Regions from separate parts of the Homo sapiens genome. Here all the other regions are linked to region 2. Evidence: chromatin loops called from intact Hi-C (ENCODE). Cell type or tissue: PC-9. All regions are shown on one strand.

Region 1 (8,000 bases), 130 kb before region 2:
TGGAGGTCTTGCTGTTTCCCAGGCATGTGTCAAACTCCTGGCCTCAAGTGATCCTCCTGCCTTGGCCTCCCAAAGAACTAGGATTACAGGAGTGACCTGCTGTGCCTGGCCTACCTTATAAATTTTGATAGATATTACTAAATGGCTTTTCATGGAGAATAGAAACCAGTTTATATTCTCACCTGCAGTGGATGTGAGTAGCTGTTTCCTGCAACTTCATTAGCACTGTGTTATCAGACTTTCGGATCTTTCCTGTTCTGATGGATGAAAGGTGGTATGTCATTGAAGTTTCAATTTACATTTCTCTTTAAGGCCATTTGTATTTATTTCTCTTTCTATGTAAACTGGTGACATGCTCTGCGTACTTGCCTGTTGGATTGTTGGTCTTTTAAAAAATCAATTTGTTGGAGCTTTTTGTATATTGAAGAAAAAGGTCCTTTGTAATATGAATTGTGAATATTTCCCCCAATTTGTCATTTGTCTTTTGATTTTAATGTAGTTTAATAGAGCTTAATTTCTTAATAGTGTCTTATGTAGTTTGTGTCACATATAGGCCCTGTCCACTTTACGATTATTTTAAGTGATGGGTCTCTTTCAAATTTCTGCACATCCTTTGTGTTCGGATCTCACTTCCTACTTTAATGGAAAAATAGAAGCTATTAAGACTTTCAACTTGCTCCTTTCCTTTTATTTGGAAAGGCATCCTGTTTCCTAAGTTGGTATTGATTTGTTATCTAATTCTCAGTGCCCTTATTATATTTCAGTGATGTTGCCACATTGATTCTTCAACTTCTCCCTCGGTTCTAACTTCACATTAGCCATTTAGGTTCTTGTCTCTTATGTTTGCTTATTTGTTTGTTTTAAAGAACCAGTTCTAGGTGTAGAAAAACAGACACTCATACGTTCATGGTGGAAGTGCAATCTTGGTGCAGTCAATTTGGAGGGCAGTTTGAGAGTTAATATCTCTCAAACCTAAAAATGTATGTAGTCTTTGACCAAATTATTTCACTTTTTAGAAATGTACCCTATTGATATACCAAACATATATGAAAAGTATATACAAAGATATAAGTTACTGCAGTGTTTGTGATAGAAGAAGACTGGTAACTATCTTTGTTATATTTTTCAGTAGTTATGTATCCATCTATGTTTCCATGCCTTTAATGCAGCCATTAAAATTCACACCATTCTGGGGACTATTTTTTGCCATTTTTCTTTTCATTTTTAGAGACAGGATCTCTCACTGTTGCCCAGGCTGGCTCATCGCAGCCTCAAACTACTGGGCTCAAGCAATCCTCCCACTTCAGCCTCTCTGGTAGCTAGGATTACAGGTGCATTCTGCCATGCCTTGCTAATTATTTTTTTTTTTTAGAGATAAGGTCTTGCTTTGTTGCCCAAGCTGGTCTCAAAATCCTGGCTTCAAGTGATTTTCCCACCTCAGCCTCCCAAAGTGTGGGACTACAGGCATGAGCCACCTCGCCTGGCCACTAATTGATTTTCTTTTAGAATTTTGAAGGAGTACACTGTTATCCAGTTTTGCTCTTGTTGCTCTCTTTTTCCTTTTCCTCTGCTCTTTTTTTTTTTTTTTTTTTTGAGACGGAGTCTCGCTCCGTCGCCCAGGCTGGAGTGCAGTGACGTGATCTCGGCTCACTGCAAGCTCCGCCTCCCGGGTTCACGCCATTCTTCTGCCTCAGCCTCCCTAGCAGCTGGGACTACAGGCGCACTCCGCCACGCTTGGCTTATTTTTTGTATTTTTTTTTAGTAGAGGCAGGGTTTCACCGTGTTAGCCAGGATGGTCTCGATCTCCTGACCTTGTGATCCGCCCGCCTTGGCCTCCCAAACTGCTGGGATTACAGGCATGAGCCACCGCGCCTGGCCCCTTTTCCTCTGTTCTTTATGACTTTCTGTCCTGATCTGCCAGTTTAAAAAAAATAGTTTTTCAGGCCGGGCGCGGTGGCTCACGCCTGTAATCCCAGCTCTTTGGGAGGCCAAGACGGGCGGATCACGAGGTCAGGACATCGAGACCATCCTGGCTAACACGGTGAAACCCCGTCTCTACTAAAAATACAAAAAAATTAGCCGGGCGTGGTGGCAGTTGCCTATAGTCCCAGCTACTCCGGAGGCTGAGGCAGGAGAATGGCGTGAACTCGGGAGGCGGAACTTGCAGTGAGCCGAGATCGCGCCACTGCACTCCAGCCTGGGAGACAGAGCGAGACTCCGTCTCAAAAAAAAAAAAAAAAAATTTCTCCCCTTTGTCGTTTTATCTACTGTTTATAAAATTGTTTTTAACTTCCTCTTCCAATTCTTCTGTTGAAATTTTAAATTCCATTATTTTTAATTTCTAAGAACTGCTTTTACCCATTTGAGTTTTTTAAAAATTATGAATTGTTGAATTTTATCAAATGCTTTTTCTATATCTATTGAGATCATATGATATTTTCTCCTTTAATCCATTATGGTGGTAATTCTACAAAGTAGTATTTTAAATGTTTAATCACTCTTGAATACTTTGGATAAGCTTATATGATCATGCTTTTTTTACATTGCTGTGTTAGTTTGCTATTTTGTTCATGAGCTCATATTTTGTATATATATCTGTGTCCATGATTGAAATCAGTATATAATTTTCCTTTGTTGTACTGCCCTTGTCTGGTTTTGGAATCAAGGTTATGCTGGTTTGATCAAAAGTTGGCTGGGGCTGCAAATTATACTGACAAAAGACAAATTAACAAGAGAAAAACAAAGTTTTTCTTTTCTTTTCTTCAAAGTTTATGCATGGCACATACATAAGGAGAGCTCAGTGATGAGTAACTCAAAGAGGTAGTTAGAACTTGGGGTTACATAGCATCTTAGCAAAGAATAGAAATTTTTTAGAGAAGTGACAAGACAAAGGAAAAGGACATTGAGCTTCTAGGGGTAGCAAGTGTGGGAACACAAATATATGGAGAAACTAGGTAGATAAAGGCTAGTTAGCAAGGTTTGTTTGTGTTGACTCTCAGTGCCATCCTTTCTCCAGTGATGAGGCTTTTTATCTCCTTCCTGGTAAGGGAAGTGGTTGGGGGACACTTTCACAAGGGTAGAGGAAAGGTGGATGTGGGGAGGGAGGCTGAGAACTTCTGTGTCTGCTTTTTCTCAACTGCCTTCAGTGTGAAATAGTTCTTATGCCAGGGTAGCATACTCTGAACCCCTTCGTTAGAATTAACTAAAAGCATAGCATATAATTCTTTGGTACCACTTACCAGAGAAAGAAAGGGAAAGTATAGGAATGAAGAGATCTGGCGGCGGCAGTGGCTGGCAGGGTGGTGATGGAGGTGGGAGGCAGATGAAGATGGAATGGAGGACTGAGTATGTGTAAGTCATTGATAGCAGTAAAAGTGACTATTGTCCCCAAAGCTTTCTTGTCGAATGCCTGTGAATTTCGAGGGTGGGAATAACACACTCATGGTTATCATATGAAACCTATTTGTGGCAAGATAGTAGAAATAAAACAAACTGTGTAATCTGTCCACGATCTTGAGAATTTACCAACACTTGGGAAAAAATAGCAAGTGCTTAAAGAGAAGAATATCAGTGTAAAGGAGCATGGACTACAAGTCTGTTAAGTGGTACAGGCAGTAATTACAACCATTAAACCACTCAGAAGAATGGTTTATCTCCAGGGTTATAAAGGTAAAGCTTTATGTGGGAACCAGCATGTACTTTGGCATTAAGAGAAGGGAAGGAGAACAGAAAGTAAATAGAAAGAGTTTAATAAGAAGGAGACAGAGCAGGCATTTTAAACTGAGGAAATTATATGCAAAAGTACAGGGGTGGAGTTGGGAAGGGACACCAGTGTTGAAGTATTCCTGTTACTTGTTGGTATCATCATTCACCCTATCAGCTGGTAGGAGAGCACCAGAAACCCAAGTCTTCTTAGACTCCTCCTCCCCATTAACTCAAAGGTAATATCCAGAAGAAACAAAGAACATTTGTGGAAGGAGAGTAAGAGTCATGACTCAGTTTTGATCCTAAGTGACCAGAATAATAGATTTTAAAAATATATGGGTAGGGAGGTAGTTTGAAGGAGACAATAATGAAGAGAGAGACCCTTTCCTTTAAAATAGGAATAAAGAAGCAAAAGGTAGGTGAATATACCAAGAACTTCCAATTAAAAGATGAGGGAACTTGTAGTAATCTCCCTTCTGTGTGTTAGAGAATGCGGCTATGTAGCTTTGTACCTTGAGGGACTTAACAAGGGTTAATTATAATCAACTGTTGAAACACACTGTTCTAAACGCAGTATTATTCACTTGCCACCTATTTTGGGAGTTCATGTATAAGCATATAAAATTACCATTAGACTGTTTCAAAGTGGTAGACCTTATTTTAAAGTAAGAGCATTTATTTTACATGTTTAAAATAAGGGATATGTAAATCTTTCCTTTCTCCCTACTCACCTCTGTTCACCACAGGCAGTCATTGTTGACATCATCTTGTGCTTCATTCTAGAAAAATTTGGCATATATGTATATAATATTACACGTTATGTGTTACAAGTATATATTAACATACATATCTTGATAATGTATTTATACTATGTATCTTGAAACAATTTCATTTACATCTTTTAATTATGTGAAATCTTTTCTCTTTTCCTTTGGCCTCTGGCCCCATTTCCTTTATATAGGGAAGTATACTATGGGGATATAAATTCCAAATACCTGTTTTGTTTGTCTATCCAATTTTCTATTTCATTGCATTCACATTGGATTAAAGTTGCTTAAAATAGCAAAACATTTTCCTTTTTTATTTAAAATTTTTTGTCTTAAAAAGCATGAGGAGAAGGCATGGAAATATTAGTCACATTTCTTGGTATTCAATATTCCTGTGAGTAGTGTTTATTAAAAGCTCATCTTTCTTGCTTGGCATATCCGTACAGTTTCCTCCCACTAGAGGGCACTAGGATATTGTTTGTTTTTAGTGGTCTGTTTATGATGAACTTAGCATTAATTTTCATATGTTTTCTTATTTGTCCTGCATTATAATAGGAATTAAATTGTCATGCTGATGTCACTTTGTTAGCGATATATGGACAATTAAGGCACCTTCCCTGCTATCAATTATGACTTCGAAGACTATTTTGTGCTTAATACTTAAGAAGAAAGGGAGAGGGGGAGCTTAGAGCAATGGGAAGTTCCAGAAATAGACCTCTACCTATAGAATGAACTGGATTTTGAAAAAGAAGCCAAGATAATTCTGTGGGGAAAAATTTTTCTTTCCAACAAATGGTGCTGGAACAACTAAATACTGTTTGGGGGCAAAGTGAACTTTGTTTCTGATCTCATTCCAAGTATAGAAGTTAACTCAAAATGGATCATAGACTATAGAAAAAAACAAAGGAGAAAATCTTCATGACCTTGGGGTAGGCAAAACTTTCTTTGCACACAAAAAATACTCTAAAAGAAAATGTTTTGATAGAGTTCTCCAAAATTAGAAACTTCTATTCAAAAGACACAGGTAAGTAAATAAAAAGGCAAGCACAGACTGGGAGAAAATATTCACAATACATATACAGAAAAATGACTGGTATTTAGAATTCATATAAAGGAATCTAAAACTCAGTAATAAGATAATCTAGTTTCTTAAATGGAGGAATGATTTGAACAGACATAGCACAGTACATACTATATGAATGCTAATAAGCATATAAGATACTCAACACCACGAGAGAAGTGCAAATTAAAACCACAGTGAGATACTGCACACCTGCTAGAATGGCTAAAATTAAAAAGAGTGACAATAGCTACTACTGATGAGGGTGTGGGACAGTTGTAATGATCATGCATTGCTGGTGTGAAACAGTTTATTATAAATTTAATATATTCTTACCAGGTGACCCAGCAATTTCACCCTTACCTATGCATTTACCCAAGAAAATGAAGCCCATTGTTCACATGAAGACCTATACACAAGTGTCCATGACAGTTTGATTCATAATGGCCCCAAAGTGGAAACAACACCACATGTCCATCAATAAATGAATGGATAAATAAAGTATGGTACACCCATGTAATGTGCTATTCAGCAGTAAAAAAGAATGAACTACTCATATAACAGTATGGATGAATCTCAAAAACATTAAATGAAAGAAGCTAGATATAAAAGAGTATTTTATGATTCCATATGATTTGTATGACGTTCCATAAAAGGCAAATCTATCTATAGTAACAGAACAGATCAGTGGTTGCCTCGGGTTGTGATAGTAGTGAGATGAGTCAGCAACAAAAGAGAAAATAAACTGAAGTAACCAAAAATTATAAGTGTTATGAAGGAAACAAAGCAGGTGGCAGTATGTATAAAGGCCCTAAGTTGGAAAAGAAGACTGTTGATGGAGTATAGTGAACAAAGGAGTGAGTGGTGGGAGAGCTAAATAAGCTACCAGGTCATGCGGAAAGAGTCCTTAAAAGGGGCAGGAAGCGGGGAGGAAAAAAAAGAGTTCTTACTAACTTGACAGGGAACAGACTGTAGCTCAAATAGAAATCCTTCCTTCAGCTGGGCATGGTGGCTCACACCTGTAATCCCAGCACTTTGGGAGGCCGAGGCGGGTGGATCACCTGAGGTCAGGAGTTCGAGACTATCCTGGCTAACATGGTGAAACCCCATCTCTACTAAAAATACGAAAATTAGCCAGGCATGGTGACAGGTGCCTGTAATCCCAGCTACTCGGGAGGTTGAGGCAGGAAAATCACTTGAACCCAGGAGGCAGAGGTTACAGTGAGCCGAGATCATGCCACTGCACTCCAGCCTGGGCCACAGAAAAAAGAAAAGAAAAATTCTGCCTTCAGTGGGAGAGGGTAAGAAGGAAGCTGTGCATATGAGGTTTGCCTGGTGATTGGAAAGGGAGAGAGTTTACATCAGACATTTTTCTGTTTTCTTACATTTATTTTCTTTTTTATATATAAAGTAAGTCTGCCACCTGAAGGTGAAGAAGTTGAGGGGACAAACATACAGTATTCTTTTTGGGAGAGGATAGGGGAGTATGTGCCTACTAAAGAAACTTTGTAAGATGACTGAAGAACTATCGATGCTCATTAGATGTTTAGGAAGGTGATTTTAATATGAAACCTGTCAGCTTAGTCACACATGGTTTTTCTCTTGCAACATGTAACTGCTTGGGCCCAAACATGGAATTAATTAGTATATGTCATCAGAATTTAGGTTTTGCCTGGCAAAAATAATGAAGAGAGTGAAGGTGTTGTTGTGGTTGGCTTGCTTTAGTCTAGACCGTTGATGACTGAGTGAAGGTGTTTCTAGAGTCACATTATCAAGATGGACAGGAAATCTAGGCTAGAAAAGAAGGAAAATGAAACTGGGAAAGAGTTCATGAATAGGAAGACAATGATAGGATCATTGGCTGGAGAACACAGAATTATATACTGGGGCCATTTCTGCAAATGAAGTGGTAGGATAGGATGAAGTGATCTCAGAGTGACTTCCAGGTTTCCGAAATAGAGGCTCAATTATTGACATAGGTAATCCTAGAGGAGGAAGAGCAGGTTTGGGGGGGTAAGATGATGAGTTCAGTTTTGGACAGGCTGTGTTTGAGGAACCTGTGGGATGTATAAGTGGAGATGTCCAATGAGCAATTAAGTATATAGATCTGAGAGATCTGGGCTGTCTAAGTAGAGATTTAGCAGTTATCAGCATATAGATGATAACTGAAACATGGTAACAGAAAAGATTATCAGAGAGGATTTGTGGGATAAGAGAAGGTAAGGGTGTGTAATTTCCTTTTTCTACAACCAGAGTGGTTGTGGTGGTGGTTGGTATTTGGTTTTGTTCCTTTTCCTTCAGTATTGTGTCTCCTTTTTCAAATAAATCCTAGGAAATACAACATGGAATGATGGTAAGAGCAGAGTTAAAGTCCTGTCTTTGCTGTTTCCTACTATGTGCCTTGAGTAGTTAAACTTCTCAGAGCCTCAGTTTTTTCAACTGTTAAAAACAGTGGTATCAAAAGAATG
Region 2 (8,000 bases):
ACCAGGCCTCTGTATTTCCACTCCAGTTTCCTCTCTCACTGACAAATTTATCAGTCTGCATTGTTTGCTTCTCAGGCCGCATAGTGAAATACGTCTATATGAGCTAAACATGCCCCACCTCAGAGACTGAATTGACTCTTCAATCCCTATTCCAGATTCCCTGGGTTAGAGGTTCACTCCTAGATCAACTGTGGCTAGGGGAGTGGTATACAGAAATTGAATGTTCCTTCTGCACCCATGGACCTAGAATGGGAGGTACAGACAATTCAATAGATGTCCATTTGGTTCAGTTTGGAGTTGGAAGAGTGGTAGCAACAGACTACACCTTTTGCTAAGGTTGGCCTGAACAAGATGATCCTCTTATGCACCATCTGTAAGTTTTACTTTTGAATGATCTCTGAGAACTTGGAGATCACAGCTCATTATTGCAGAATTTTCTCATGGCTCTTAACAATCTAGATGTTCTAGATACTTGTAAATTAATTTTATGCCCCCTTAGGCTAGATTTCAATTCACTAAGAGAATGGAACAAATCTATCTTTGATTTCCCACCCCCATTTCCTGGTCGCCGGCAACTACTTTGCCATAGGGCTTTGTCAGTGGGAGGTGGGTGGATAGGTGGATGAGCCAGCCAAGAATGTTCATCCTAATGGAGCAGTACAGAACTGGCAACCCTGGGAAAATCCAATAGAGTGAATCAAGATGATGAACAACATTACAGGTAGTTTGACACTGCCCTCTCCCAAGCTGACCCTTCTCCTCTCCTACCCTGGTCCCCCAGGTTATCTTGGACAAAGGTAAACATTTCTGGCCAAATAAATTGTTGCCTTTTACTTGTATAGAAGTTTTGACTTTTAAAATGTAGAGACAGGTTCATTATAGCAGTGTGAACTTGTCGTCGTCAAAGCCACTGCTTTGCCAACATCCTTTATCCATTTCCAGCTGCACTAGTTCAGATAGGTTGGTGTTCAAAACCTCATGGAACATCAGAACCAGAAGGGGCATTAGAGATTAGCTAGTCCAGATTCTGTATTGTGTCAGTGAAGAAGGGAGAAGAGGAAAGAGACAGCTGTCATTTATTTTGTAACTATGTCCTTGTCATAATGCAATGCCTTATTTCCCCTCCTAACTCATGCCTGCTTCCCTGGGCTCACTACAGAGCTGTAGCTTGCAGTCCCCCACTGTCAGCTATTACCATTCTTGAGTTACTAGATTAGCCTTTCTATAGGAAACTGCCCCTGTCTCAAGCTTCCTTTAGGAGTGGCTTCTGTAATCATTCCCCAGAGCTCCCAGCTTTCAGAAAGATCTGGTGAGAGACACAGGAGGATCATTTCATCCTCCCATCCTCAGATTGTTATCCAGTGGGATGGGTTTGGGCAGTGTCTGTGGGAGCAGTTATATTCACACATACAGTTAAATGCAGAAACACAAATGCACTCAAGTTTACATGTTCCTTTAAAGAAGCAAGGAGTGCTAAGAAAAGAGGCTCTCTTTCTGCTTTCTTTTGCATCTACCAGATGGGTGCCAGCCTCAAAGAACTCATTGGTTCCTCTCATGACAGGAAAGGAGACTGGAGCTAGAGTTGCCTGGCACCAGAGCCCTCATTTCAGCTGAGGTCACTAAGCAATTTGGGAAATGGATAGGGGCTGCTGGAGAGAAATAACTCCTGCCCTTTCCAGATACAGCCAATTCCTGCTGTTGCCATTTACCTAAAGCCTGTCCTTATCTCTGCATCTTACAGCATCTCAGTCCTGGATTATCCTTGCTGTACCATCCAGGATTTGCCGGAGCTTACTACTGAAAGTCTGGTAAGCAGATGGGGATTTGGTAGCCTTTGAAATTGCTAGGTAGCACAGGTTGGCATTTGCTCTTTCATTTCTTCTCCAACCCCTTAATGCCCTGGTTTGAGAGTCTCAGATCAATGAAGGTATATTGGCAAGAGCAGAGATGCAGCAGGGGTTTAGAGTTGCTGACCCAGTTGAGAAAGATTTGGAAAAGTTTAGCGTAGCATTTTTCAGAGAAGAGGAAACAGCCAGTGAAAAACACTAAGGAGGAAAAGGAATTTAGAAACATAATGGGACCGAAATTGAGCGTGAATATCTATGCTAAATGCAGGACAATCTCTTCTGGTCTAGCACAAATAATTATCTGTCTTCTTTCTGCTGTGCTACAGGGAGTTCACTTCTTATTTTCATATAGGTAATAAAACCTAGCAAGCAATGTGTACTTGAGAAAATACTTTGTCTAAGTCTCTCGGAGGCAAAAGTCTATATAGCCACAAAAGGATAGCCCAGAAAGTTTCTCATCTTGAAAACAGCTCTAGGCAAATCAGAAAAGTCACTCACGGTTATTCTTAATTCCATGAAACTGACTGAACAACAGCCATACTGAAGATGAGGTATCTACCTCATCATGTATTGCCATAGCTCCTTAGATAAGCCACAATCCATACCTCCAGCCTGTTGCATTGTAATTATGCATTTGTGTCTGTTTCTTAATTTGACTGTAGAATCCTTGAATGAAGAGGTAGTATAATCATTTTTATATCCTTAGAGTCTAGCACTTTGTCTGGTACATTGAAGAGCTCAATAAATGTCAAATGATTGAATCATGGCATGCACCAATGGTTACTACAACCCTTTGTCCTCCAATTGTAATTCCTGCAAAATGTTGAGTCAGAAAAGTATATTATGCAAAAATAGAATGACAATCTCTGTGGTACAGGTTTTATAGAACCATGGGATTCTTGGCTGGAGGGGACTTAAGAGCCATTTGATCCAACCCCCTTATTTCAAAGATGAGAAACCTGAAGGCCCAGTGAATGAAGTGACTTGTCATGGTTTACTCCTCATAGGTGACAGAGCCTGAATCAGACATGAGTCAAAAGACCCATGTCCTGAGACACCAACCTAGCACCCTTTTTTACCACTGGGATAGAGAGATTCCCTGGTCTTATTTAGATGTGGCCTCAGCAGCCAAAGAAGTTGGAAGCTTTTTATTCCTACAGAGAAGTAATAAATTGTCTAACCCTCTCTATGTTATTTATGATGCTATTCAGTCTTTTTTCAAGTTTTTTATTAAAAAAAATTTTTTTTACCCACACTACAGAGATGTAGCTATTAAATCGTTAAAACAACTCTATGAGGTTAGTATTACTATTTTATAGATGGAGAAGTTAAATAGCTACCAGTTGAAAGTGGAAGTCAGGGTAGAGAGACATGTATCCCCTGCCATTCAGAGTTGGAATGAAGAATACATTTTCCACAGAAACAGTGGTACACAGTAGCATTAAAATTCTGCTATTAGTAGGGCATTTCAGAAGATAAAGTCAACTTTTATGGCCTGAATTTATTTCTTCCTATAATGTGTTTTTTATTTTCAGTTCCAACCCCATTGGTTCATATATAGGAATTGATAGGAACCACACTTTCACATCTCTCCCAATTGACCTTTGGGATATGTGCATAAAATTACTGAAATGAAGTGAACATAATAATTTATTATGTTTTCTAAGAAGATTTTAATATTATTCAGAGTGAAAGCATGTATTTATTCTTCCTGAAAAATAGTCATGCTAAGTATTTTACTACTTTGTGTGAAGCAATAGTGGCACCTGGTGGTTTCATTTAGTAACCACAGACTTTTTGTTTTGCTTGAATTTTGAATGAGCCCAGTCATGGGCTGCAATAACTAGTGAGTCTATTCCACATAGGTCCTCAGTATGGTTTATCTAAACTGGTGACTTCTGTGCTCAGAAAAACACTAATGTTCATATGAGTAAGATATATCTGTTTTTTTCAGGCTTAACAAATTGCAAGCACAGAAAATGTACTGGCTATTTGAATATATAGAATTTTCTTTTCTTTTCCTTTTTTTTTTTTTTTTTTTTTTTTTTTTGAGACAGAGTCTTGTGCTGTCACCCAGGCTGGAATGCAGTGGTGTGATCTCAGCTCACTGAAACCTCTGCCTCGTGAGTCCAAGTGATTTTCCTGCCTCAGCCTTCTGAGTAGCGGGGACTACAGGCACGTGCCACCATGCCCAGCTAATTTTTGTATTTTTAGTAGAGACAGGCTTTCATCATGTTGGCCAGGCTGGTCTCGAACTCCTGGTCTCAGATGATCCACCTGCCTCAGCCTCCCAAAGTGCTGGGATTATAGGCATGAGCCACAACGAATGGCTATAGGATTTTCTTTAAGTAACTTTTGAAGTTTTTTTCCTGATATTAAAATAAATATACGTATTGCAGAAAACTGGAGAAACAGAAAAGTATGAGGAAGAAAAATACTCTTATGCCACCTACATATAGCCACTGTTAATATTTTGCTGCAATTATATATATATTCACTCATATATAAACACATTAACAAAACTAAGACTTTATACATAGATATTTCATTTGACAGCAAAATTTAAATGTTCACAATATCATTTTATTAAACATTCTAGAGGACAATTTTTTTCTTTCTTTTTTGAAGACAGGGTCTTGCTTTGTCACCCAGGCTGGAGTGCAGTGCACTCGGCCTGAAGCACGGCCCATCGCAGCCTCAAGCTCCTGGGCTGAAGTGATCCTCCCACCTTCCCAAGTAGCTGGGTGTAGGTGGGACCACAGACATGCTACCATGCCAGGCTAATTTTTGTATTTTTTGTAGAGACGGGGTCTTTGTGTTGCCCAAGCTGATCTTGAACTCCTGGGCTCAAGCAATCTGCCCTCCTTGGCCTCCCAAATTGCTGGGATTACAGGTGTCAGCCACCATGCCCAGCTGAGGACATAATTTTAATTTCTTTAAATTTTTTATTTATTTTTTATTTTTATTTATTTATTTTTTTTGAGATGGAGTCTCGCTCTGTCGGCCAGGCTGGAGTGCAGTGGCGCCATCTTGGCTCACTGCAACCTCTGCCTCCCGGGTTCAAGCGATTCTTCTGCCTCAGCCTTCCGAGTAGCTGGGATTACAGGCACATGCCACCACGCCTGGCTAATTTTTTGTATTTTTAGTAGAGACAGTGTTGTACTGTGTTAGCCAGGATGGTCTCAATTTCCTGACCTGGTGATCCGCCCACCTCAGCCTCCCAAAGTGTTGGGATTACAGGCGTGAGCCACTGCACGCAGCCCAGGACATAATTTTTAATAGTTACACATAATATTCCACTATTTAGTTTCAAAAAGGATTCTGTGCTGTTGACATTTATTTATGTTTTCCTTGTGTAACTCCAAAACAAACATCCTTGCATGCAAATCTTTTATTTTTTTTTTTTGAGACAGGGTCTCGAAGTTGCTCAGGCTTGAGTGCAGTGGTGTGATCACAGCTCACTGCAGTCTTGACCTCCCAGGGTCAAATGATCCTTCCACCTCAGCCACCCAAGTAGCTAGGACTACAGGCACATGCCACTATGCTTGGCTAATTTTTAAATTAAAAAAAAATTTTTTTAGAGATAAAATCTCCCTAGAGACAGAATCTCCCTATTTTGTCCAGACTGGTCTCAAATTCTTGGGCTTAGTGATCCTCCTGCCTTGGCCTCTCAAAGTGCTGGGATTACAGGTGTGAGCCACAATGCCCAGCTGCACATGAATCTTTGATTATTTCCTTTAGATTCCTAGAAGTGGAATTATTGGGCTGAAGTAGTCTTTTTTTTTGAGACAGTCGCCCAGACTGGAGTGCAGTGGCGCAATCTCTGCTCACTGCAGCCTCCACCTCCCAGGTTCAAGCGATTCTCCTGCCTCAACCTCCCAAGTAGCTGGGATTACAGGTGTGTGCCATTACTGCCCAGCTAATTTTTGTACTTTTTAGTGGAAGCAGAGTTTCACCATGTTGGCCAGGCTGGTCTTGAACTCCTGACCACAAATGATCCACCTGCCTCAGCCTCCCAAAGTGCTGGGATTATAGGCCTGAGCCACCGCTGGGCTGAGGTAGTCTTGATTTATATTTTTTCAGTTTTCTGAATTTGAACTGAATTCATTTCAACTTTATATGAAACTCTAAACAGCATGATGAACATGAAATAAAGGTGAGCTAATGGCATATTAATTTCTGAAGTATTCCCATTTTGTCAAACTAATTAGCTCTTAGATAGGCCATCTTCACCAATATACTAAGTAGTTTCCCCTCCCACCTGGTACAGGAAGTTTAAAAATTTGTGTATCTCCAAATGTCGGTATTCATATTCAATCCACTAAACTAGGAAAAAATTGAAATAAAATTCCAAACTTAAATGAAGGATGGTGAACGTATGATTATGTGGAAGTTAAGTGTGGTCTTTGAAAGGAGGTTGCTGGAGAAGGCAGTGGATGTGGGCTCAGTATGTATTTTGCAATGCTTAGCATCTGAATGGTTGTTGAGAGCAGTGGTATGAAATGTAGGCTGTGCAAGGAAATGCTTTGGGGGATGGAAAATATTAAATATTTTATATGTATTATATTGATATCTTTTTATTTTTTTATTTTTTATTTATTTTTTTTATTGATCATTCTTGGGTGTTTCTCGCAGAGGGGGATTTGGCAGGGTCACAGGACAACAGTGGAGGGAAGGTCAGCAGACAAACAAGTGAACAAAGGTCTCTGGTTTTCTAGGCAGAGGACCCTGGGGCCTTCCGCAGTGTTTGTATCCCTGGGTACTTGAGATTAGGGAGTGGTGATGACTCTTTTTTTTTCTTTTTTTTTTTTTTCTTTTTATTTTTTTTTATTGATCATTCTTGGGTGTTTCTCGCATAGGGGGATTTGGCAGGGTCATAGGACAATAGTGGAGGGAAGTTCAGCAGATAAACAAGTGAACAAAGGTCTCTGGTTTTCCTAGGCAGAGGACCCTGCGGCCTACCGCAGTGTTTGTGTCCCTGGGTACTTGAGATTAGGGAGTGGTGATGACTCTTAACGAGCATGCTGCCTTCAAGCATCTGTTTAACAAAGCACATCTTGCACCGCCCTTAATCCATTTAACCCTGAGTGGACACAGCACATGTTTCAGAGAGCACCGGGTTGGGGGCAAGGTCATAGATCAACAGCATCCCAAGGCAGAAGAATTTCTCCTAGTACAGAACGAAATGGAGTCTCCCATGCCCGCCTCTTTCTACACAGACACAGCAACAATCTGATTTCCCCATCTTTTCCCCACATTTCCCCCCTCTCTATTGGACAAAACCGCCATCGTCGTCATGGCCCGCTCCCAATGAGCTGTTGGGTACACCTCCCAGAGGGGGTGGCGGCCGGGCAGAGGGGCTCCCCACTTCCCAGAAGGGGTGGCCAGGCAGAGGTGCCCCCCTCCTCCCGGACGGGGCGGCTGGCCGGGCGGGGGCTGCCCCCCACCTCCCTCCCGGACGGGGCGGCTGGCCGGGCGGGGGCTGCCCCCCACCTCCCTCCCGGGCGGGGCGGCTGCCGGGCAGAGACGCTCCTCACTTCCCAGATGCGGCGGCTGCCGGGCGGAGGGGCTCCTCACTTCTCAGACGGGGCGGCTGCCGGGCGGAGGGGCTCCTCACTTCTCAGACGGGGCGGCTGCCGGGCGGAGGGGCTCCTCACTTCTCAGACGGGGCGGCTGCCGGGCGGAGGGGCTCCTCACTTCTCAGATGGGGCGGCTGCCGGGCGGAGGGGCTCCTCACTTCTCAGATGGGGCGGCCAGGCAGAGACGCTCCTCAGCTCCCAGACAGGGTCGCGGCCGGGCAGAGGCACTCCTCACATCCCAGACGGGGCGGAGGGGCAGAGGTGCTCCCCACATCTCACGATGGGCGGCCGGGCAGAGACGCTCCTCACTTCCTAGACTGGATGGCGGCCGGGAAGAGGCACTCCTCACTTCCCAGACTGGGCAGCCGGGCAGAGGGGCTCCTTGCATCCCAGACGATGGGCAGCCGGGCAGAGACGCTCTTCACTTCCCAGACGGGGTGGCGGCCGGGCAGAGGCTGCAATCTCGGCACTTTGGGAGGCCAAGGCAGGCGGCTGGGAGGTGGAGGTTGTAGCTAGCCGAGATCACGCCACTGCACTCCAGCCTGGGCAACATTGAGCACTGAGTGAACGAGAC
Region 3 (8,000 bases), 160 kb after region 2:
GAGACCCTGTCTCTTAAAAGAATTTTCTTATTATAATAGATACATTTATCTCTGATTTACTCAGTACTATAACCCCATTTAAGTAGTTTGAAGAGATTAGGGTTAAGTCCTACTGTTTTTAGTATGACTACAGTAGTTGCCACTTTAAACAATTTTTGAAATACTTTAGGCATAAAAAAGGATATAGAACAATATAATAAATTCCATATACCTACTACCTAAAGTAATAAAAATCACAGTTATTGTTGAAGCTTATTGGGCACCCCTTCCCCATCCTAGTCCTCTCCCTTCCCAGCTGTGACCATTATTCTCAATTTGATATTTATTCTCTCCCTGCATTTTTACAAACTTTTTCTGTATATATATATGTATCCACTGAAAAAAAAAACAATGTTTGGATTGCAGGGAAAACTAAAAAGTGTAATATTGTTTTATATGTTTTTAAGCTTTGTATAAGAGGTTAAACTTTATTGGTACATGTAGTTATAGTTTACTCACTTTAAATGCTGTAGATATTTGATATAATGGAGTGTGAAAGTAATACATGTTTTTTGTAGGGAATTTTAAAAATAAAGGGAAGTATGAAGATGATAAAAATTTGTAGCCCAGCTATCCAGAGATACTACAGTCAATATTTTGGTTTTTTCCTTTGCTTCTTGTCTTCCCACTTATGTATGTATTTTTTGGTACCCTTTAATATAAAAGGGACCCAGTTTTAAGGATTACATAAAATTGCAAAACAGCTACATAAAGCCTGTAATCCCATTTTAATTGATTCTTAGTTGAAAAGGGGGAAAGAAAATGAATGAGCATTATATATCAGACATACTTGGTAAATTTACTACCTATACCAGATATTGATAGTCTATTTCTTAATATGCAAACACCATAGAAGTGGCATCTGGAAAGAGGCTGTATTACTGAACATGCTTTTAAATTTATATGAGATTTTTCTAGTAAACAAATTTTCCAGATAGGTGATGCTTATCTTTTTAAACGTTAAATACTGTTTTGGTTTTAACCATTTTTTATGGGAAAAAGGAAAATAAAAAGCCTACAAGTATTTCTGTGCTCATTAAGCCAGAATACTGTGGTGTGCTTATAATTTTATCTTTTCTTGGCAACTTGATGTCACTGTGGAAAGCACTGATTACTGAACTGTGTTGTGACTTCTTTTGTTCTAGGTGCCTTTGAACCCTTGTGCACTTTTTAGTTAGATCTTTATTAACATGCTATGCCACTGCAGGGAGGGAGCAGGAAAAGCATGATACACAATTTAAGACAAGTGCCACCATAGGCTACTGTTGGCAAACAAGAGCTCCACCAAACTTTTTAAAGTGAAGAAGCAACAGTCTGAGCCATTTTTCTCACCAGTGGCAGGAGGGGGAGACTTCCACCAGCAACATGGAATCTTCAGTGGATGCAGCTGACCAACCCTCCTGACTTCTCAGTCTTTTCCCACCACTGCTCACCCTTTATGTTCAGATGTATTCAGCACTAGATAACCATACTTATTAACTATAAGTGATGTGTGTGTGTGTGTATGTGTATATATATATAAAACTGTACTTTAAGAATAAATATATATAAACTATATGTGTAACAAATTTATAATATATAAACTATAAATCTGTGAAAGTATTCAGCATTATATAACGGCAGGCTGTGGTGATTTAGATTGGTGGAGCTCCTGACCATGCCTGAAAATCCCTGTACCCCACTTTGACCGTGATTTTTTAAGGGAATATTGTTTTTTTACATCTGTATTTAAAAAAAAAAAAAGATATATATATATATATATACACACACACACACACACACACACTTTATTTTTTAGAGCAGTTTTAGCTTTACAGAAAAATTGAGTGGAGAGTATGGAGAGTTACCATATTCTCTCCTACCCATTTCCTTTATTAATATCTTGCTGTTGTGTGGTAGATTTGTTACAGTTGATGAACCAATATTAACAGAAGTCCATAGTTTACATTCAAGTTCATTCTGTGTGTTTGTGCAGTCTGTGGATTTTGACAAATATATAATCATTCAGAATGGTTTCACTAATCCAGAAGTCTCCTGGTGCTCCTGTCTTCCCTCCTTTCTCTAACCCCTGACAACTATTTTTTTTTACTGTCTCCATAGTTTTGCCTTTTCCAAAAATGTCCTATGGTTGGAATCATACAAATGTAGCCTTTTCAGATTGGCTTCTGTCACTAAGCAATATGTATTTAATGGCTTGATAACTTTTCATGGCTTGATAACTCATTTCTTTTTAATGCTGAATAATATTTCACTGTATGGATGTACCACAAGTTGTTTATCATTCACATACTGAGTAACATCTTGGTTGTGTTCAAGTTTTAGCAATTGTGAATAAAACTGCTGTGAATATTTATTTGTGTGCTGGTTTTTGTGTGGACATAAGTTTCAGCATATTTGAGTAAATACCAAGGAGTGCAGTTGTTGGATCCTATGGTAAGACTATGTTTAGTTTTGTAAGAAATTGCCAAACAGGCTTCCAAAGTGGCTGATGTATATATTTTCAGGTTGCTCGTGTGTTTTTCAAAAACACCTTACTCAGGTATATTGATGGACTGCTTGCCCTGTGATAGGATTACAAGTAATTGAGGTCTGTGGGGCTGGTTGTCCCTACATAAATAATACCAGCTGGTTGTACTTCGCTTGTTCTTGTTTGCTTTCTCTTTTCTTTATCTATTTTTTTCCTTTTCCATGTGTTTTTACTCTCTTTATCTTGCTTTACCAGTTCTGCTTTGTCCTCAGAAATCAGAGGACTGCATTTGTTGGAATAGTGTATAAATTTAAAAGGCAAAATAAAACAAGTCCAAGTCCTTTCTCAGGGTCTCTAGGCGGTTGGGGATGGTTGAGATTGTAGCATTAAGTAAGGTATTGTTGGAGCATTAATTTGACTATATAGAATATAATCTTCAGAGATGGGAAAAGGGAAACAATACGTTAATAAAACTTGCTTTCCTTTGTAATTTGTTAATTATAGGGCAACTGTATAAAATGTTTTAAGACTATGATAGCAGAAGAGTTTTGGTTTTTTTCCTACCTTTCTCTGGGAGAGCTTTTCAGCTTCTACTGTTACAGTTTTTGTTTGTTTGTTTGTTTTTTAAGCACACCACCTTTGGGAGTGTTACAGTTCTTTAAAGAGGACCGAGCCTTTGCTTAAGGCTAGCTTCATACTGTTTGTATAATTCTGTTTGTATGTGCATTTGTACATACCCCCAGCTGCAGCAGAATATCAATAGATTCTGTTCTCCCAGGAGAAGGGCAAGGACTGTATCCAATCTTATCTGGGGTATGTATCCAAATGACCTAAGACAGTCTTCCTAATAAACACTTTTGGACCGCAGGGTTCAGACTCTCCTGGGGTGGAATCTTTTTTTGTTACCTTTCTTTCTGCCTGCTCGTTTAAGTCAGGATGCATGCAAGGCCCACGTCTCCAGTGCCCCCAAGTGGTTGTCTAGGTTTTGCAAGAGGACATCTAGTGATGGGAGAACTCACTGCTTCCAGCCACTCTGTCTATACACCCCGTTAGAAAAATGATCTGTTGACCAGAATTTTGCCATAATTTCCTACCTTTTTTTTTTATTAGGGTCACAGACTTAATCTAATTCCTCTTCCTCATAATGGTCTTTTAATATTTTATGAGAGAGATTCCTAAAGTCCTTCTTTAGATTTAAACACCTCTTATTTTTCTAACTATTCATTAATTAAGCATTTTCATAGTCCCAGTGAAATGTAACGGGCTTTTTCTCGTATCTTTAAAAGTGGAGTGCCCAGGGCTAAGTACAGGAGTGGTCTTTGTTCACATTGTGCATATGTTGCTTGTCATGTGATACTTTTTTTTCCAGACTAAATTTACTGTGAGCCAGTGTTTCTGAATCTTTTTACTTTCTCTGTGATGATGACACAAGTCTCCATCATCCTGTTTTTGTTCAATGGATTGTGGGTTTTTTTCCTTTTTTTTCAAAACAGAGTCTCACTGTGTTGCCCAGGCTGGAGTACAGTGGTGTGATCTCGGCTCACTGCAACCTCCATCTCCTGGGTTCAAGCGATTCTTGTGTCTCAGCCTCTCAAATAGCTGGGATTACAGGTGTGTGCCCCACACCCGACTAATTTTTGTATTTTTAGTAGAGATGGGGTCTCACCATGTTGGCCAGGCTGGTCTCAAACTCCTGACCTCAAACTGCTGACCTCAGGTGATCTGCCTACCTTGGCCTCCCAAAGTGCTGGGATTACAGGCGTCAGCCACTGCACCTGGCTTTTCAATGGGTTTTTTTAGAACAAAGTTTAGAATGATATGTTTATGCCTGTGAACATTTATCTTGTTAGATTATGCTCACTAAGCCATTGGGGTGTTTGGGGAATTTGATCAATGTATCTTTTCTGTCTCTTTTCAGTTTCGAAAACTATCCCTCTGCTGCTGCTTTTCTTCCACTTGTCTTTTCTCAATAGCTGATTCTAGTTTGTGTTGCTTCGATAGATACGTATGGCTAAACATAAACCTTAGACAATAGAAAAACGTATTCATTTGCAAAGCTGCCAGGGTGTTTGGAGTGCTTGAATCATATTGAACTTCAAGAACCATTATGTTTCTTTGTCTTTTTGACAGTTATTGGAGCCAATTTGTGTGTTTTCAGTTTCTCTTAAACTTTCAGTATGTATTTGAAAAGCTTGCAGGCCCCAGTTACTGTGTCTATAATGCCTAGTAAGTAAAATGACCCACAGACCAGTCAATAAGACAGGGCTTAACAGGAGAGTAATCCTTGGTCCTCAGTTTCCCAACTGTACAGTGAAATACTTGGATTAATCACCATGTTTCCACTTGTGCTCTGGAGTTCTGAGTGGTGAGGAGGATGAATGGCTTTAACTCTCTGCATTCCCATACCCTTCAATAGAAGAAATTCCACTGTTACCTTACATTTTGAGGTTCTGTACAGGATTCTGCTTAAAGAAAAGGCTCTGCTGAAAAAAAAAAAAAAGAAGAAGAAGATTCATTGGAAACCCCTGCAAAAAAGCAAGGAAGAAAATGGCTCCCAGAGGACACTGGGCAGCTTGGAAAGTCTGTATGTGTCCCTGATTTCATGAGTTTGGAGGCCTCTGGTATTTCATTTGGTAAAAAGAAGAAGAGCTTATGCTGTTTGTCTTTTCTTTCTCAAACCTGGACATAACAATGGTTATAAAAGTAATCACAGTCTTATTATTTTGAAGGGAGAAATAAATCTATAAAGCAGAAATAAAGTTTTTATAATCCATAATTCTATTTTGCATAGATAAAAAGTATTCTTAATAGTTTTAGTATATCTTTTGAAATTATTTTGTTTGTCCACAACCATATTTATTTACACTTAAAAAAATGAGACCACACTCATTCTAGCAGATTTTATAACCTGTTGTTTTCAATTTCCATCATTTTATGGATTTTTTTGTGTGTCAATACACATAAATCTATTTCATCCTTTAAGACAAGCTTATCCAACCCGCAGCCCACAAGCTGCATGCGGCCCAGGATGCCTTTGAATGTAGCCCAACACAAATTCATAAACTTTCTTAAAACATTATGAGATTTTTTTGTGATTTTATTTTTTGTTTTTTTTTTTCTAAGCTCATCAGCTATCGTTAGTGTTAGTGTATTTTATGTGTGGCCCAAGACAATTCTTCCAACGTGGCCTGGGGAAGCCAGAAGATTGGACACCTCTGCTTTAAGGCTTCTGTGATATTTCTCTGTACCAAGAGTTAATATTCCTTGTTGCACAGCACATGGAGTCTATTCTAAAGTAGACTCTAGTTTTTTTTGTACATTGCTACTGGCACAGTTTTTTTTTTTTCAATAGTTCACTCTTTTTGGGGGTTGTGATATGTGGTGTTTTTTTCTGGTTGCTTCCTTTTCCTCTGGTTTGACTACAGATCAAGACCTGTGTTATCCCAGTCAAGCTACAGATACAGATTGCCCTTTTCTTTCAGACAATAGCTCTAATTTAATGTCCCCTTTCATAGTTACAAGTCTGTTCTTCAGAACAAAATCTTGGCAGCCAGAATTATACTTGACACTTTATTCCAGCATATTACTGCTGGCGAGAAAGACGGTTGACTTGTTTTGACCCAAGTGAGCTTAGTTCTAAGAGACTAGGAAGGTGGATGATGAGCAGCTTTTGGTGGTTTGACAGCCAGCTGCAGGACATCCATTGTGGCCAGGACCGAGTAGCTGCTGATAAATGTGGGTATGGTAAATTACATTTGATGGCCTCTTTTCCCCTTCTGTTTTTGAGAATTTTATCAAAGATTACACTGAGAAAGTGGTATTGAGAAAAATATTTTTTATTCTTATGGGATAATTATTCTCTTCTCTAGCCTATACTTCTTGTAAATGGCAACATTGGTAGTAGTCATGGAAAAATTTTGGTGATTGGTTTTTTTAAACAGGAAATATAGTGTAAATGTTATTTAGGTAGTTTTGATTTCTTTAGGAACTTAGGTAGCATTTCTCCCCTCCTTCTGTGAGTTTAGTGATATCTTTTATAGACTTAAATTCTAAAATGGAGATGTTATGCCTAGTTTTAGGTAAAGGCATTTTAATTTTATGTTCAATTACTTTCTAAATTTTGCTTTAGTCTTGAAATATAATATGCTTTTTTACTTTAACATCCTTGTGTAGGATTCTAATTTGATTTTTTTTCCTTCTTACTACTGTGCCTCTAATTTTGATTATATGGCATCTTTAATTTTCTAAGTAATTCAAGATACAGTTTATCTCAATGAATTAACTCACAAAGTAAATATGGGAATTTTTTTTGGGACAGGTTCTCACTCTGTCCCCCAGGCTGCAGTGCAGTGACACAGTCTCTGCTTACTGCAGCCTCGACCTCCATGGCTTTACTGATCCTCCCTTCTCAGCCTCCCGAGTAGCTGGGATTATAGGCGTGCGCCACCATGCCTGGCTAATTATTGTGTTTTTAGTAGAGATGGGGTTTCACTATTTTGGCCAGGCTGCTCTCAAACTCCTGACAATTTATGGGGATTTTGGTTATTTGATCTTGACTCTTCCATATATACTTGATTTCCAGTAATTGGCGTGGTTCCAGTTTTACATTTTGTTGTTTCCTTGTTCCTAAATTTATATAAATAATAATTTGTACAGATTTTCATACCTTTTAAAATTCAACTTAAAATAATTTTTATAAATTGGTTTAATACAAACATAGAAATGGTGTGCCCAACTCTCCATTTTCCTTAAAAAGTCAGCCCCTTGTCCCCACAACCCTTTTTTTTTTTTTTTTGCGAGATGGAGTCTTGCTCTGTCGCCCAGGCTGCAGTGCAGTGGCATGATCTCAGGGCTCACTGCAACCTCCACCTCCTGGGTTCAAGCCATTCTCCTGCCTCAGCCTCCCGAGTAGCTGGGATTATAGGTGCATGCCACCACACCCAGCTAATTTTTGTGTCTTTAGTAGAAACAGGGTTTCACCATGCTGGCCAGGCTGGTCTCGAACTCCTGGCCTCAGGTGATCCGCCTGCCTCAGCCTCCCAAAGTGCTGGGATTACAGGCGTGAGCCACTGCGCTCTTCCGCCCCCCCTTTTTTAAAAAAAGTAATATTTTTCTCTTTCCATCTACTGAAAATGGGAATGGATAGTTAGCTAAACAATTTAATATAGGTGAAGAAGAACATAAAGTCAGTTGAACACTCTGGCGCTCACAGAATACTGTAGCTTCACAAGACTGCTTTGGCAACTTTATAAACTGCATTTATTCCTGTGGCTGAGAATCATGCTGTCAGACCTCTCAGTTTGTGGGAATCAACTCTCAAAGTAGCTATTGTATATTATCTAAGGCAGTGATGGTGGGGTTGAGGGTTGAGGGAGCAGGAGATGTATTAGAGGGACCAGGATGGGTGGCTGCAGGTACAATTTGAAAAATCAATTCAACACACATACCGTTTTATAATACAAATTCACGGCTGGGTGCTGTGGTTCATGCCTGT

What was found. A loop is a pair of places that touch in the nucleus more often than their neighbours do. Peaks named below come from ENCODE experiments on the same cell type or tissue, not always from the same donor. Only the 100,000 strongest peaks of a DNase experiment are listed, where the experiment ranks them.
Region 1: it touches region 2 in a loop (8-fold over the local background); 26 of 110 quality-filtered maps call a loop at or near these places.
Region 3: it touches region 2 in a loop (6-fold over the local background); 27 of 110 quality-filtered maps call a loop at or near these places.

What each region holds. Positions count from the first base shown.
Region 1 is chr7:129,338,344-129,346,343 of GRCh38, forward strand. All of the region lies in intron 1 of AHCYL2 (adenosylhomocysteinase like 2), which reads left to right. It overlaps LOC105375500 (a long non-coding RNA gene), which reads left to right and starts at 2,434. Exons shown (of 2, transcript XR_927962.3): 1 at 2,434-8,000. RefSeq lists an enhancer at 1,398-1,962. In PC-9, CTCF peaks have their summits at 4,899 (motif pointing right) and 5,105; a DNase peak (open chromatin) is centred at 4,938.
Region 2 is chr7:129,468,908-129,476,907 of GRCh38, forward strand. It overlaps STRIP2 (striatin interacting protein 2), which reads left to right. Exons shown (of 21, transcript NM_020704.3): 18 at 1,742-1,808. Among named protein-coding and RNA genes, the nearest start is that of SMKR1, 30 kb to the right of the region's middle. RefSeq lists an enhancer at 932-1,471. In PC-9, a CTCF peak has its summit at 3,602 (motif pointing left); DNase peaks (open chromatin) are centred at 2,774 and 3,634; H3K27ac peaks cover 2,742 bases.
Region 3 is chr7:129,632,261-129,640,260 of GRCh38, forward strand. The region is part of intron 1 of NRF1 (nuclear respiratory factor 1); the gene reads left to right. Among named protein-coding and RNA genes, the nearest start is that of NRF1, 25 kb to the left of the region's middle. In PC-9, CTCF peaks have their summits at 3,478 (motif pointing left) and 3,680; a DNase peak (open chromatin) is centred at 3,471; H3K27ac peaks cover 536 bases.